Regions from separate parts of the Homo sapiens genome. Here region 1 is linked to region 2. Evidence: chromatin loops called from intact Hi-C (ENCODE). Cell type or tissue: natural killer cell. All regions are shown on one strand. Each heading gives the region's core, and the rest is flanking DNA. Links, peaks and the distances in the headings are about the cores only.

Region 1 (8,328 bases), core at 23-8,022, 52 kb before region 2:
TGCTGGCATCTTTTTTATTTCTATTTATTTATTTTTTTGAGTTGGAGTCTCGCTCTGTCACCCAGGTTGAAGTGTATTCGTGTGAGCTCGGCTCACTGCAACTACTGCCTCCCGGGTTCAAGCGATCCTCCTGCCTCAGCCTCTCAAGTAGCTGGGACCACAGGCTTGCACCACCACGCCTGGCAAATTTTTGTATTTTTAGTAGAGATGGGGTTTCACCATGTTGACCAGGCTGGTCTCGAACTCCTGACCTCAGGTGATCTGCCTGCCTCGGCCTCCCAAAGTGTTGGGATTACAGATGTGAGCCACTGCGCCCTGCTGGCATCTTTTTTTTTTTTTTTTTTTTGAGATAGAGTCTTGCTCTCTTTCCCAGGTTGGAGTTAAGTAGCTCAGTCACAGCTCACTGCAGCCTCAACCTCTTGGGCTCAGGTGATCCTCCTGCCTCAGCCTCCTGAGTAGTTGGGACCACACGTGTGCACCACTATGCCCGGTAAATTTTTAAGAATTTTTGTAGAGATGGGGTCTTCCTATGTTGCCCACTCCGGGCATCTTTTGATGTTTATGATCATCTGACTGTAAGGGATTTGTGTTCAAAGGCCAGAGGGTAGCCTGTGATATTGTGATACAATAGGAAATATGTATTTGGTCTTTGCCTCACGTACCTGACAGAGCTTCTAAGGTCCTCGTAATTTCCTGAGTGGCAAAGATGAGAGGTACATCTTTTGTTATTCATCATAAGCCCCTTTCTTTTTCTTTTTTTTTTTCTTGTTTTGTTTTGTTGAGACAGGGTCTCACCCTGTCACCCATGGCTGGAGTGCAGTGGCACAATCGTAGCTCACTGCAGCCTCAACCTCCTAGCCTCAAGCAATCCTCCCACCTCAGCCTTCTGAGTAGCTGGGAACACAGTCACGTGCTACCATGCCTGGCTAATTTAATAAAAAATTTTTTTAGAGATGGGGTCTTGCCATGTTGCCCAGGCTGGTCTCAAATCCCTGGCTTCAAGGGATCTGCCTGCTTCAGCCTCCCAAAACATTGGGATTCCAGGTGGGAGCCACGGTGTCCAGCACTATTCCAGTTTATTATAAAAGATACAAACAGCCAGATGCACAGGAGCATAGGGTGGGGTCTGGAAGGGCCCTGAATGTAGGGCCACTGTCCCCGTGGAGTTGGGGTGCCCCACCTCCCAGGTAGTGGATGTATTTGGCAACCTGAACGCTCCCAGAAACCTATCTAGTGGTTCTTATCAAGGTTTCGTGACGTAGGCATAATTGATTAAATCATGGCCATTGGTGATTGGACCCAACTCCTAGTCCCTCTCCCCTCCCCAGAGGTGAGGAGTGGGTGAACTGAACCTTCTAACCCTCTAAGCATTCCAAAGCTATCTAGGTACCCCCACACTGAGTCATCTTGAGTCATCCCATTAGCATACGAAAGATACTCTAATCACTGAGGAGGGTCCAAGGGCTTTGGCAGCTCTGTGCCAGGAACCAGTGACAGGGAACAAAGACCAAGCAGATACTTTTTATTATACCACATAGGTCTTCACTTTTCTTTTTTTATTATTTTATTTTAGTTATTTATTTATTTTTAAAGACATAGTCTCACTCTGTCTCCCAGGCTGGAGTGCAGTGGTGCAATCTCGGTTCACTGCAACCTCCACCTCCTGAGTAGCTGGGATTACAGGCATGCACCACCACACCTGGCTATTTATTTATTTATTGAGACGGAGTTTCACTCTTTTTGCCCCGGCTGCAGTGCAATGGTGTGATCTCGGCTCACCGCAACCTCCACCTCCCAGGTTCAAGCGATTCTCCTGCCTCAGCCTCCTGAGTAGGTGGGATTACAGGCATGCACCACCATGCCAGGCTAATTTTTGTATTTTTAGTAGAGACGGGGTTTCGCCATGTTGACCAGGCTGGTCTTGAACTCCTGACCTCAGGTGATCCACCTGCCTCAGCCTCCCAAGGTGCTGGGATTACAGGCGTGAGCCACCGCACCCAAGGTCTTTACTTTTCCTCTGAGTTGTTGCCCATGCCATTTACACCCCAGGGTAGATGGGGCTCTGGGTGTCGCTTTTCTTCCTGGGATCTCTGTTCTTTCCTCAGCCACTGTCCCCTGGGACTTTCCTGCCTCGTTTTCTCCTAGAGCCCCAGCTTGGTCTCTCCTTCCTTCCTTTGTTCATTCATTCATTCTCCCAGTGTGTACCGACTGGTCATCCACCCCGTGCCAGCTGCTGGGCTGGGTGCTGGAGAAGCAGCTGTGAGTGAGGCACTCAGACCCGGCCCCATCTGACAGCGGGCCACAGGGTCCTGGAAGCCATGCATTCGCTGTCATGACAATCACTGAACTGACTCCCTGCCGTTAGAACTGCCTGCCGTCTAGAACAGAGCTGGTCCAGCTGCAGGGTAATGCATGCCACTGGGCAAGTTTAAATTTTCTAGTAGGCATATCAGAGGAAGTAAGAAGATATTTGTAACAGCTGAAAGGTGAAAACAGTCCGGGCACACTGATTCATACTTGTGATTCCAGCACTCTGGAAGGCCAAGATGGGAGGATCTCGAGCCCTGGAGGTGGAGGTTGCAGTGAGCTGAAGTTGTGCCATTGCATTCCAGTCTGGGTGACAGAGTAAGACCCCATCTTAAAAAAAAACCAGAAAAAGCCTGGGCACAGTGGCTCATGCCTGTAATCCCAGCACTTTGGGAGGCCAAGGCAGGCAGGTCACTTGAGGTCAGGAGTTCGAGACCAGCCTGGCCAACATGGTGAAACCCCATCTCTACTAAAAATACAAAAATTAGCCGGGCCTGGTGGTGTGTGCCTATAATCCCAGCTACTTGGGAGGCTGAGGCAGGAAAATTGCTTGAACCTGGGAGGTGGAGGTTGCAGTGAGCCAAGATTGTGCCACTGCACTCCAGCCTGGGTGACAGAGTGAGACTCTGTCTCAAGAAAAAAAAAAAAAAAAGAAAAGAAAAAGAAAGAAGAGGAAAGAAGAAGGAGAAGGAGAAGGAGAAGGCCTCCAGAAGGACCAGCCCGCTGACATCTTGATTTCAGACTTCTAGCCTCCAGAACTGTGACAATCAGTTTCTGTTGTTTTAAGCCACCTAGTTTGTGGTCATTTGTCACAGCATCCGTAGGAGGGAGAAAGGAGAGTGAGAGAGACTAGGACATCCTTCTGAGCCTGCACAAGCCTCAGCTGCCCCGTCTGTACAATGGGCACAACGGCTCCACTGTTGACTGGTGTTGCTGGGAATGAATGAGTCATGTGCAAGTGTCCAAATCTCAGGACCTGCCAGGAAGCAGAGGGACCCCACAGAACACAGGCGTTGATCTCAACTGTCAGTTCCGTTTTAGAGATAAGGAAATAAACATTCAGCGAGAGAAGTGGCCCGCCCGGTCATCTGACAACATGTGGCAGGGTGAGGCCGGCTCTCGGAGTACAGATCCTCATTTCTGAGATGTCCTTTCTGTCTGGGCTTTGCCCCAGCCACCTCTGTGCCCTCGGTTCCACCAGTGTGAACTGCCTAGCCGGCACACGCCACACCCTCCGTCCGGCTGTGCTCCCTGTAAGGACACCTTTCCTGCTCCTCTCCCACCTAACTCTGGCTTAGCCTTCAACAAGAGCCACTTCCTCCTGGAAGCCTTCCCTGACTGCCCTCACCCTCTGGGAGCTTTCATAGGAGCCCAGTTTGAATCAGCAGGGGCCCCACCCTCCAGGAGTTGTCCGTTCTAGGGAAGATTGTGAATCACCGATGTCTTCGAGGTGGGGCAGGTCTAAACAGGCGGAACAACACACTCTGGCACCTCAGACCCAGCTGTGTCTGAATTGCCCAGATGGTCAGGAGAAGGCAGCCCTGGGACCTGGCAGCTGGCTGCATTGCTTATTCCCCCAGGTGACCCAGGAGGTCTGGTCTCTCTGTCAATGCGAGTGTCCCGTCTCTCTCCATCCCATGGGGATCCAGAAGTGGAAACAAAAACTAGAGTGATCTTGAGGTCAGGCGTTCGAGACCAGCCTGGTCAACATGGTGAAACCCCATCTCTACTAAAAATACAAAAACTAGCCAGGCGTGGTGGTAGGTGCCTGTAGTCCCAGCTACTCGGGAGGATGAGGCAGGAGAATCGCTTGAACCCAGGAGATGGAGGTTACAGTGAGTCGACATTGTACCACTGCACTCCAGCCTGGGCAACAGAGCGAAACTCCATCTAAAACAAACCCCAAAAAACAAATAAAAAAAAATCCAAAGAAAAACCTAGAGTGAAGCACCTGAATGGCTGGCCTTGCCCATCAAGAGGCACCCAGGCCATCGGCTGTGCCCCAAGATGACAGCTTTTGCAGGGTTGGGAGGTCAAGATTCTAGGGGGACACAGGGTTCCCACAAGTCTTCAGGAGCCATGGGAGTCCCTGAGATGGTGCCCAAGAGCTTCTGGTGTAACCAAGCTTGGTTCCACAGTGAAATCATTCCCCAAGAGGGCGGACTCATCCTCCAAACATCTCTTTTCAGTCTGTCCTCGTCCCTCCGCCCTTCTCAAGGACGTGGACAAACAGAGATGTCAGGGGAGAATGGGGTGGGGAAGTGGGTGGCCAGTTCTGGGCTGGGAGTGGGGTGGGAAGGTCTGCTGTCTCTGCGAGGGCTCCTGCCTGGGCCTTGTTAACTTTCCATCCAGGTTCTCTGTGCACGTGAGCGTCCTGAGCTGGGCCGGCCCTGGCCGCCCGCTGGCCGCATGCAGTGCAGTTTGCTCTAACCGCAGGTGACCCACACGAGGTCAGACAGCCGTTCCCACAGAAACCTGCTGGGAGTTGCCCAATAAGGCCCTTCCTTCCTCATTCTTCACCTGCCTTCCAGAGAGCCCAGGCCAAGCCAGGGAGGGAGACACCTCTTCACCAACCCTCCAGGCTGCCCCCCAGGTGGCCCCTTTTCACAAGAATGATGAGGACGGTGCAGCCAAAGCCTGCTGCGGCTCCCAGGAGTCACAGAGTCCCTGGGCTGGGAAATGACCTGGTCTGACTCACTGGAGAGACCCCCGTTTTAGATCTGGGCTGAGCAAACCTGGCACATGGTTGGCTGTCCTGAGCTTTGGCGGTGTGGGCAGTGCCAGGAGATCCTTGGACTTTGAGACCCTGTTTCCACCCTCTCAGTGACATGGCTGTGTGGGCACCCACATAACCCTCTTTGCCAGGCGAGTGGTGATTTCCGAGCCCCGAGGGGAAGAAGGAAGAAGGAAGCCATTAAGTTGCGTTGGATGGGGGTTGTTGTCACACTCCATATCCTGTGGGACCCCACAACAGTCGAAATGGGAGGGCCAGGCGCAGCGGCTCACACCTGTCATCCCAGCACTTTGGGAGGCCGAGGTGGGCGAATCACCTGAGGTCAGGAGTTTGAGACCAGCCTGGACAACATGGTGAAACCCTGTTTCTACTAAAAATACAAAAAAACTATCCAGGCATGGTGGCGCACACCTGTAATCCCAGCTACTCAGGAGGCTGAGGCAGGAGAATCACTTGAACCCGAGAGGTGGAGATTGCAGTGAGGCGAGATCGCACCACTGCACTCCAGCCTGGGTGACAGAGGGAGACTCTGTCTTAAAAAAAAAAAAAAGAAAAAGAAAAAGAAAAGAAAGAAAGAAAAAAAAGATAGAAAAATGCTTGGAGGAAATTTGCTCCCAATTGGCTGCAATTTAGTAGCCATTTCCAGGCAATAGTAGGTGGTAAAAAGTATTGTTATAGGGATGTCCTCTAGGGGAAAGGCTGCTAGATTTAGTAAATAAAAATGCAGGATGCCTGGTTAAATTCAAATGTCAGAGAAACAACAAATGATTTTTTAGTATAAGTATATCCCATGCTGTATTTAGGACTTGCTAAAAAAGTATTCACTGTTTCTCTGACATTTGAGTTTAACTGGGCATCCTATATATATGTTTTGCAGACAGGGTCTCGTTCTGTTGCCCAGGCTGGAGTGTAGGGGGGTGATCGTGGCTCATTGCAGCCTCGAACTCCTGGGCTCAATTCATCCTCCCAGCTCAGCCTCCCGAGTTGCTGGGACTACAGGCTTGTGCCACCACGCCTGGCTAATTAAAAATTTTTTTTTTTGTCTCACTATTTTTGCCTAGGCTGGTCTTGAACTCCTGGCCTCAAGTGATCCTCCTGCTTCAGCCTCCCAAAGTGCTGAGACATGAGCCACCATGCCTAGCCATGTACTGTATTTTTTTCTGGAAACCGTATCTGGGAGGTAGGACGACTCATAGATTTTTAGGCGCCTTCTCCTTGACTTTTCCTCCCTCCTCCTACCCCTTAGATTTCGGTAGCTGGGGGAGAGGGGTCCTAAGTGTTTCAATTAGGACTGACACTGTCGTGAGGTCTTGTTCCGTCTTCCATGTACAAATTGGCCACTGATTCACATTTCCCCAGCCCCACCCAAGAGTGAAGGCTTGCTCCCATGAGCCAGCTGGTCCCCCTTCTGGTACATTACAGGTTGCCTTGAATGGTTGTCTGAGTTGTACAAAGCATGACTCCATACTTGAGAAGAGTGCCCCCTGCATTTGTGCAGTGCGCAACCTGCACAACCCAACACAGCAACCCTGTTTCCACTTCTAGATTATGACCACTGGGCGATGGTTTTTTTCCTCTTATTTACTGCTCAAGTTGGGCTCCATCCCATTGTTCCCTTGCTCGGGGGAAAACCTGAGCACTCTGGGAAGGCACTGTGGCAATGTCTGAAGACAACTGAGCTGCCAAGCCATGTGCACAGAGCTTTTGATTCTCAAGCCATCCTGATATCTGCTGGAGGGACTCTCCACTCCCTTCCCACTGCCCAGCGTGCAGGCTGGGGCTTGAAGGACCAGAATAAAGATTTCCTGCCTGCCCGACCGCCACGTCCTTTCCCGATCCTCACCCCCACCAACCCTCCAACCTAGGCATAATTTTAGAAACTTAATAGACCCCTTGCCGGACATTCTTGGCCTGGAGCCTGCGGGGGCAGGTCCTGAAAGAAGACAGACATTTCTTTCTTAGGGATTGCCGATAGAGATCCCCTGTTTTCCCCTGGGACAGGTTTCTGAGGGGCCATTGTGTGCGGAGGAGCTGCTCACACACTTGCTTCTTTATGGGGTCCCCCCACCACCCAGTCCTCCTGGGCTGGATTATTTTGCAGGGTGAGTCCCAGCTTCTCTGTGCTTCCCTGAGGCCCCCCAAAGCCATCAGGAGCAGTGGGGACTAGGGTGGGGAGGATTGAAGGCTGCAGAGATTGGTGGCCATAGGGAATCCTTTGCAAATCATTGGGGTCATTTGGTGCCTTGAAACTGTAAATGACAGGCGGGGACCTCTGGGCCTGGAGAGAGAAGGTGGGGTGTGATTTCAGCATCCAGGCCTTGGACGACAGTGAAAATTTGTTTCCATCACTGGCCAGGAAAGCCTGGTCTTTTCCGTTTGGATTTCAAGGAATTGCCCCATTCCTGCAGCAGACATTCTGGAGGCTTCTGGAGTGTGAGGGAGAAGTGGGCAGGAAGGAGGCATGCCAGGGACAAATGTTTACGGTCCCTTGAACAGCAGGCATCTCTCAACCGTAGCAGATGGGGGCCTCTGAGGCTCTGGGAGGTGAAGTAACTTGCTCACGGTCACGCAGCCGGGAAGTGGCACAGCCAGTCCTGCAGCCTGAATCCTTTGCTCCCTTTATCCCTTTTTCTTTTTTCCAAGAGTGTTTTGGATACGTAATTTACATACCGGACAATTCACCCATTTAAAGCATACCATTCAGGCCGGGCACGGTGGCTCACGCCTGTAATTCCAGCGCTTTGGGAGGCCGAGACGGGTGGATCACTTGAGGTCAGGAGTTCAAGACCAGCCTGGCCAACATGGTGAAACCTCATCTCTACTAAAAATACAAAAAAATTAGCTGAGTGTGGTGGCAGGCGCCTGTAACCCCAGCTACTCAGGAGGCTGAGGCGGGAGAATCGCTTGAACTCAGGAGGTGGAGGTTGCAGTGAGCTGAGATCTCGCCACTGCACTCCAGCCTGGGCGACAGAGTGAGTGAGACTCCGTATTAAAAAAAAAAAAAAAAGTCTACTATTCAAAGGCTTTTAGTTTATAGAATTGTGCAACTGTCACCACTGTCAGTTTCAGAACATTTTTCTACAGCTTCAAAAGAAACCTCATCCCCTTTAGCCATCGCTGTCTAATTTCCTTGTTCCCCCAGCCCTAAAACCATGAATCCGCTTTCTGTCTCTGTGAATTTGCCTGTTCTGGACATTTCACATCAATGGAACTGTATACTCGGTGCGTTTTTTTTTGTTTGTTTGTTTTGTTTTTTTTGTGTGTGTGTGAGACAGAGTCTCACTCTG
Region 2 (8,328 bases), core at 19-8,018:
GCCAACTTAGAGGCTCAGTTTTAAGGCCTTGACTTGGGATAGTAAGATTAGAGATTTCCAGCAGTGTCTCCTCCCCGCACCTCCCCCCACCCCCCCGCCCCCCGCTTTTTAGTGAAGAGAAAGTCACATAAAGATAACCATTTAAAAGTGAGTAATTCAAGGCCAGGCGCGGTGGCCCATGCCTGTAATCCCAGCACTTTGGGCGGCTGAGGCAGGTGGATCACTTGAGGTTAGGAGTTCGAGCCCAGCCTGGTCAACATGGTGAAACCCCGTCTCTACTAAAAATATAAAAATTAGCCGGGTGTGGTGGCAGGCACCTGTAATCCCAGCTATTAGGGAGGCTGAGGCAGGAGAATTGCTTGAGCCTGGGAGGCAGAGGTTGCAGCGAGCCAAGATTGTGCCACTGTACTCCAGCCTGAGCGACGGAGCGAGAATCTGTCTCAAAAAAAAAAAAAAGATAATTCAGTGGCATTTAGTAAGTTCTGTACTCCAGCCTGAGCGACAGAGCAAGACTCTATCTCAAAAAAAAAAAAAAAGATAATTCAGTGCATTTAGTAAGTTCGTAGCATTGTGCAACCATCAACTTCCATCTGGTTCCAGAACATTTTCATCATCCCCAAAAGAACCCCATACCCATTTCCTCCCACTGCTGTACACCCATCCCTGGCCACCAGTGATGTGCTTTGTATCTCTATGAATTCACCTATTCTGGGCATTTCATCTCAGTGGAATCATTTGATCTGTAGCCTTTTGTGCTTTCGAGGTTCATTCCAGGGCTGTCGTGGAGCCGGAATGATCAGTGATAAAACTGCTAGGCTGGCCACCCCGGGCTTCCCGAAGTCTGATCTTTTCCTTTGCATTTAGGATTCAAGGTCATACTTAGTTAGCAGGAGCGATACCATAATCATGAACGTGGTTTTCCCAGGGTGAGGCTTATCCTTGCACTCCCCTGCAATCTCCCCATTAAAAAAAAAAAATTCAAGATTCTATCTAGAACACTGTACCTTTTGACCTGCAGGTTTGATTGTGCAAACGTTGAATGAACCCGTTTTGGGCGCGCAAGGAGTAGGATGACACCCAGGACCTTGTGAGTGCCCGAAGTAGCAGCTTGCACTGGCCTATTCCAGAGAATTCTGAGGCTGTTGAGGCTGAATTGTTTAGAAGCAGATCTGTTGCTGAAAGTGAGGTCCCTCGTGGAGTTTATTTCCACGTCCCGAGGATTCCAGATCGGTGCATTAATATCAGTTAAGGGCACGGATGATCGCTGGGTCTGACACTGTGGCTTCTCCCTGCGGGTTCCTGGGTTTTTTGCCTCCACTTTTAACAAAACTGAGGCCGGGCGCGGTGGCTCACACCTGTAACCATAGCATTTTGGGAGGCTGAGGTGAGTGGATCACTTGAGGTCAGGAGTTCGAGAGCAGCCTGGCCAACATGGTGAAACCCCTGTCTCTAGTAAAAATACAAAAAAATTAGCTGGGTTTAGTGGCACGTGCCTGTAATCCCAGCTTCTCGGGAGGCTGAGGCAGGACAATCGTTTGAACCTGGGAGGCAGAGGTTGCAGTGAGCTGAAATCATGCCACTACACTCCAGCCTGGGTAACAGAGTGAGACTCTGTCTCAAACAAAAACACAAGCAAAACTGAGATGGAGATGCTGTCTGGGTTGACAAGCACGCCCCCCACCCCAACCCTTTGTCTTTTGCTAAGGGCTTGAAGCAGTAAATATGCAGCTTTGGGCACCCTGCCTCCAGGGAAATTCTGAGCTCTCTCAGAATTTCATTGTTTTTCTTCTCAATATGAGAGGGCTGAGCTTTGTGACTTTCCATCCTCGGCTGATCATTAACGTTCTATTGCCTGTTTACTAAGAAGCAGGTCACCTTGAATTGCAAGGTGCCCAGTGACAGAATGAGTTGGAACCCATCATTGGCAGGTATTTTTTGCATGGCATCAAGTATGTGGCATAAAAGTGCACAGTAAACGCACTTTCATGTATTAGGGAGGCAGAAAGAGAGGTGATCCCTCCAGAGTTCAAATGTGTTGCTTCCACTGAGGGTGTATTTTCCTTTCATGATTTTTCTGGTTTTTAATAATTTCTGGCCAGGCGTGGTGACTCACGCCTGTAATCCCAGCACTCTGGGAGGCCAAGGCGGGCTGATCATCTGAGGTTGGGAGTTTGAGACCAGCCTGGCCAACATGGTGAAACCCTGTCTCTACTAAAAAATACAAAAATTAGCTGGGCGTGTTGGCAGGCACCTGTCATCCCAGCTACTCGGGAGGCTGAGGCACGAGAATTGCTTGAGCCTGGGAAGCGGAGGTTGCCATGAGCCAAGATCACGCCACTGCGTTCCAGTCTAGGCGACAGAGTGAGACTCTGACTCAAAAAAAAAAATTATTATTATTATAATTTTTTTGTGTAGAGATATGGTCTCACTCTGTCACCCAGGCTGGAGTGCAGTGGTGTGATCACAGCTCACTGTAACCTCAAGCTCCCAGGCTCGAGCAAATCCTCCGACCTCAGCTTCCTTAATAGCTGGGACTACAAGTTTGTGCAACCGTGTCTGGCTAATATATATTTTTTAATTAAAAAAAATTTTTAAAGATTGTCTTTATATATGATTTTGTGACTCTATTTTTTTTTCTTTTGTTTTGAGACAAGGTCTTGCTCTGTCACCCAGGCTGGAGAGCAGTGGCGTGATCCTAGCTTATTGCAGTCTCAAACTCTTGGGCTCAAGTGATCCTCCTACCTTAGCCTCCAGAGCAGCCAGGACCACAGGCATCTGCCATAACGCCCGGCTAATTTTTGTACCATTTGTAGAGACATGGTCTGAATTTGTTTCCCAGACTGGTCTCAAACTCTTGGGCTCAAGTGATCTGCCCACGTCGGCCTCCCAAAGTGCTGGGATTACAGACGTGATCCAACATGCCTGGGCAAGAATACCTTTCGTTGAGCAAATTGTTGAGAGGTAGAATGAGGAAAACTTTTGGCTAAAAGGGACCCCAAGATATCCCAAGTGGCATATTTATAGATGTGAAAGTGATTCCACAGCTGGGCATGTCAGATCAAAATTCTCCATGGATCAGGAATGCCTCCTTTTCCTTTTCTGTCACCACCGGTCACATTTGGCTACTTAATTTCTGGGCTCCAGTGCAGCATGGAAACGCGAGGCCCTTTGTTCAAAAAGTGTTCGAATTTCTTTTCTTCCTTCTTTTTTTTTTTTTTTTTTTTTTTTTGAGACGGAGTCTCGCTCAGTCACCCAGGCTGGAGTGCAGTGACACGATCTCGGCTCACTGCAGCCTCCATCTCCCAGGTTCACAGTGTGGAGAGGCAGGGCACGGTGGCTCATGCCTGTAATCCCAGCACTTTGAGAGGCTGAGGCAGGAGGATCACTTGAGCCCAGGAGTTTATGACCATCCTGGGCAGCTTAGCAAGACCCTGTCTCTAAGTAAAATTAAAAAGTTATAGCCAGGTATGGTGACACACACCTGTAGTCCCACCTACTCCAGAGGCTGAGACAGGAGGATTGTTTGAGTCTACGAGTTTCAGGCTGTGGCGAGCTATGATCATGCCACTGTACTCCAGCCTGGGCAATAGAGTGAGACCCTGTTTCTCTCTTTCTTTCTCCCTTTCCCTCTTTTTTAAAAAAAAGACATTGTGGAGAGTGTGTGTGTGAGTTTAGGGTGAGGGGGACTAATTGCTGTTCTAAGAGTTTCGTAGTTGGGGGGGTGATAAGGAGGGGATGGGGGGTGATGAGGAGAGGGATGGTTGGTGGGTGGGCCTCTTATCCCAGGAGATAAGCCAAATTGAAATGAAGGCGCAAAACAAGGGAAACAAAATGGGACTAACCGTGGTGGCATTTCCTGGCCTTGGGGCCTGAGGGAGGGAAGACTGTGGAATTTATTTAGAAAACTTCCAAACCAGCGGTTATGAGTCTTTTTTACTATTCTGGCCTGTTGCTCTTGTTCTTTTCAGAATTATAAATGTGTTTGTGTGGCTGTTTGATCTCAAAGCAATGCTCAGAAGATGCAGTGTCTCGAAATCCCAGAAGATAAGATGTTACCACATGAAAGATGGTCTCAATAAAGGGGGAGAGGCGGTGGCCGAGGCCTTAATTTCCAAAACGAGAAACTGGGGCCCACCCATCTTTTAAAGGTCGTCAAAAGAAAGCTCCCATCCTCCCATCCCCCACACCTGTGTGTTGACTCTGTAAAGATGCAGTTTCCTCACTTTGGGAGGAGAGGCCGTGGTTTTTGCAGGAATTGCGCCGCTGCCGAATTCAGCCATTGCCTCTTGGAGGTTTAGGATGCCCCAGGCCTTGTTTTCCCTCAAAGCATTCCATTGGCAATCACGACCAACCATGCTCCTTGAGGATTTCTGTACACACTGGCTTTTCCTGGTCTTGTAAGTTTTTATACGAGTCAGTTTTCACCATAAATCATGGAGGTGGGTCTGGGGCTGTGACGGCGAGTCCTCGACGTTCAACCCGGATGTAGGTCACTCCAGACCCCCAGGGTGCCCTGTCGTTCCCTTTGCTGGAAGTTTCAACAAAGCCAGAAGCAGATGTCAGGGGTTCCCGGGGTCATCTGGGAGGGATGTCCGCTGAGTTTAGGGGCAAGCTGGGACTGCTGCATTTCTGTTCCTGTACGTCAGAGGAAACTAGCAACACGCCTCAAACCACTTTACACCATGTCTCAGTGTTAAACCAGAGCCTGTTTTCACAAACACCTCCTGCGATCTCATTACAGCCCCACCCTGCCCTCCTGCTTCTGTGGCCTTCTCTACTTTGCTTCTTGCTCCTCTTAAAGACCTTCTGTCTCATCTGTCTTTTCTGGGGTTGGGCCTTTCCCCTTCTCTATAACCTTCTGTGACTCCCACGGCTCACAGCTTTGCTGTATATTAGGAGCAGAAAGCAAGCTTCATTACATCATTTAAAATTTTTTAGTAGCTACATTTTTTTTTTTTTTGAGATGGAATCTCGCTCTGTGGCCCAGGCTGGAGTGCAGTGGTGTGATCTCAGCTCGCTGCAACCTCTGCCTCCCAGGTTAAGTGCTGGGATTACAGGCGCACGCCACCAGACCTGGCTAATTTCTGTATTTTTAGTAGAGATGGGGTTTCACCATGTTGGCCAGGCTGGTCTCGAACTCCTTACCTCAAATGATCCACCCATCTCAGCCTCCCAAAGTGCTGGGATTACAGGCATGAGCCACCGTGCCTGGCCGCCACATTTAATGTATTTATTTATTGATTTTTGAGACAGAGTCTCACTCTGTTGCCCAGGCTAGAGTGCAATGGCGCAATCTCAGCTCCCTGCAACCTCCACCTCCCGTGTTCAAGTGATTATCCTGCCTCAGCCTCCTGAGTAGCTGGGATTACAGGCGCCCAATATCACACCTGGCTAATTTTTGTATTTTTAGTAGAGACGGGGTTTCACCATGTTGGCCAGGCTGGTCTCAAACTCCTGACCTCAGGCGATCCGTCTGCCTTGGCCTCCCAAAGTACTGGGATTATAGTCGTGAGCCACTGTGTCTGGCCTCTTTTTTATTTATTTTGTTTTTATTTATTTATTTTTGAGACAGTCTCGCCCAGGCTGGAGTGCAGTGGCGCAGTCACGGCTCACTTGAACTCCTGGGTTTAAGTGATTCTCCCACCTCAGCCTCCCAAGTAGCTGGGACCACAGGGGTGCACCACCATGTCTGGCTAATTTTTAATTTTTTTGTAGAGACAGTGTCTCCCTATGTTGCTCAGGCTGATCTAGAATGCCTGGGCTCAAGCCATCCTCCTGCCTCAGCCTCCCAAAGTGCTGGGATGACAGGTGTAAGCCACCATGCCCGGCCTAGTAGCCACATTTTGAAAGGTACAAAGAAACAGGTGAAATTAACAATACATTTTACTTAACTTCATATATCTAAGCTGTGGTCATTTTAATATATCAATATAAGAAATTATTAATGAGATATTTTACATTCATTTTTTCCTACTAAGTTTTGAAACCCAGGGTGTATTTTTACATTGACATTCTATCCCAAATTGAATGCTAAATTTTTATCAAAAAACATTTTGATCTATATTCAGTGTTCATCAAATTTACCATTGAAAAAATGATTCATATATTCAAGTTGTCCCAGACTTACATAAAAGCTTCCCAATAATTGAATTGTTAGTTTTCACATTTAAATTGCTTAAACTTAAATACAAGTAAAAATTCATTGGCAAGTAAAAAGATGAAAAAGAAGCTAAAACAAAAAAAATTCAGTTCTTCACTCACACTAGCTCATTTCTTTTTTTCTTTTAGACATAGAGTGTCGCTCTGTCACCCAGGCTAGAGTGCAGTGGCATGATCATGGCTCACTGTAGCCTCCACCTGCTAGGCTCAAGTGATCCTCCTACCTCAGCCTCCTGGGTAGCTGGGACCAGAAGTGTGCAACACCATGCCTGGCTAATTTTTTTAATTTTTAAAATTTTGTAGAGAGAGGGTATCACTATGTTGTCTAGGCTGGTCTTGAACTCCTGGGCTCAAGTAATCCCACTGCCTCGACCTCCCAAAGTGCTGGGATTGCAGTCATGAGCCCCCGTGCCCGGCCACAAGCCACATTTTAGACGCCCAATAACCTTACGTGACTGGTGGCTGCTATATTGGGCAGCAGATACAGAGCATTTCCATCCTCACAGAAGATTCTGTTGGACAGCACTCTGATAGAAAGAAGTCTTGAACACGTGTTCTCCAAGGGACTTTCAAAGTTTTCTAGAATGCAGCCCCAACCTATCTTTACTTACTGACTTTCTTTTTATCACGTTCACTCCCCCGCCTCTATTCCACTTTGTTTCGTTTGTTTGTTTTTGAGACAGAGTCTCGCTCTGTTTCCCAGGCTGGAGTGCAGTGGAGTGATCATGGCTCACTGCAGCCTCAACCTCCTAGGATTAAGCAATCCTCCTGCCTCAGCCTCCTAAGTAGCTGGGATTACAGGTGTGTGCCACTACACCTGGCTACTTTTTTTATTCGTTGTAGAGACAGGGTCTCACTATGTTGCCCAGGCTGGTGGTGAATTCCTGGGCTCAAGTGATCCTCCTGCCTCAACCTCCCAAAGTACTGGGATTACAGGCATGAGCCACTGCACCCAGCCCTTTTGTTTTGTTTTGTTTTAGAGATGGGGGTCTCACCATGTTGCCCAGGTTAGTCTTGAGATCCTGGGCTCAGGCTATCCTGCCACCTCGGCTCCACAGAGTGCTGGGATTACAGGTGAGCCACCGCACCTGGTCTCTGTTTCCACTTTGAGGTGAATACCCTTTCTTCGGTTCCTCCAGAGAAGTCTCCTCTTTGGGGCTTGGTTTAGAGGCAGGGCTTCTGAGAAGGACTCTACCCTTCTCCCTGCAGTGGGATTAATTGCTGCCTTGGCTTCCCACGAGTTCTAGAAAATGAGGCAGACAGTGTCGGGAGAGGGGAGTGGTGGTTGTGGCTCGCTGCCCCGGAGCCTCATTTCCCATTTCTCCCGAGACAGGTTTGAATGGCTCTTCTAAGGCAGCCTGAACCCTGCCCAGTTAGAAAAACAGCCACACAAAGAACAGCACTGTGTCTGCTTCCAGCTGCCCCATGGCTGCTGGATCATGGAACATCAGACAGGAGCACACTCTGGGTGCAGGGTGTAATTCTAGGCGAGCAGCAGCTCTGCCAGGGCTGGAGGGAAATCCTTTCTTTGCCCTCACAAAAGAAAATGTGTGCCTGGCTGCTCTGGTGCTCATTTTTCAAAATGAGAACTGGAGTCTATGTGTATTTCCTTCTTAAAAAGCTATAACACAGAGGCTGGGCGCGGTGGCTCATGCCTTTAATCCCAGCACATTGGGAAGCCAAGGCGGGAGGTTCACTTGCCCCCAGGAGTACAAGACCAGCCTAGATAGCAAAGTGAGACCCCCATCTCTACAAAAAATGAAAACATTAGCCGGGCGGGGGGGCACATGCCTGTAGTCCCAGCTACCTGGGAGGCTGAGGCAGGAAGATCACCTGAGCCTGGGTGGTGGAGGCTGCAGTGAGCTGAGATCACACCACTGCACTGTAGCCTGGGTGACAGATCTTGTCTCAAAAAAATAAAACAAAACAAAAAACAAAACTATAACACACATACAAAAAAGTATATACATTTTAATTGTACAACTGAGATTTTTACAGACTGAACATACCTCTGTAACCAGCCCCCAGGTGAAGAAAGAGAACAGGACCCGCCCCCCGCAAAGGCCCCCTCATACCCCTTTCCAGATTCTTCTTCCTCTTCCAAGAGTAACCGCTCCATGGATTCATTTTGCCTATTTCTGACCTTTATTTAAATAGCATCATACAGTG

Evidence for each region. Peaks named below come from ENCODE experiments on the same cell type or tissue, not always from the same donor. Only the 100,000 strongest peaks of a DNase experiment are listed, where the experiment ranks them.
Region 1: it touches region 2 in a loop (3-fold over the local background); 9 of 110 quality-filtered maps call a loop at or near these places.

Annotation. Positions count from the first base shown.
Region 1 is chr16:11,608,930-11,617,257 of GRCh38, reverse strand. It overlaps a transcript of LITAF not described here. Among named protein-coding and RNA genes, the nearest start is that of LITAF, 26 kb to the right of the region's middle. RefSeq lists a silencer at 2,075-2,248 and enhancers at 1,712-2,319, 2,320-2,927, 3,063-3,272, 3,171-3,465, 3,433-3,482 and 1 more. In natural killer cell, for the core only: no CTCF peak of the experiment used is centred there; a DNase peak (open chromatin) is centred at 3,187; H3K27ac peaks cover 1,858 bases.
Region 2 is chr16:11,557,215-11,565,542 of GRCh38, reverse strand. The region is part of intron 1 of LITAF (lipopolysaccharide induced TNF factor); the gene reads left to right. Among named protein-coding and RNA genes, the nearest start is that of LITAF, 26 kb to the left of the region's middle. RefSeq lists enhancers at 853-1,480, 1,481-2,110, 2,741-3,370, 4,471-5,325. In natural killer cell, for the core only: no CTCF peak of the experiment used is centred there; DNase peaks (open chromatin) are centred at 2,452, 4,132, 4,722, 8,002 and 1 weaker place; H3K4me3 peaks cover 2,062 bases; H3K27ac peaks cover 7,046 bases.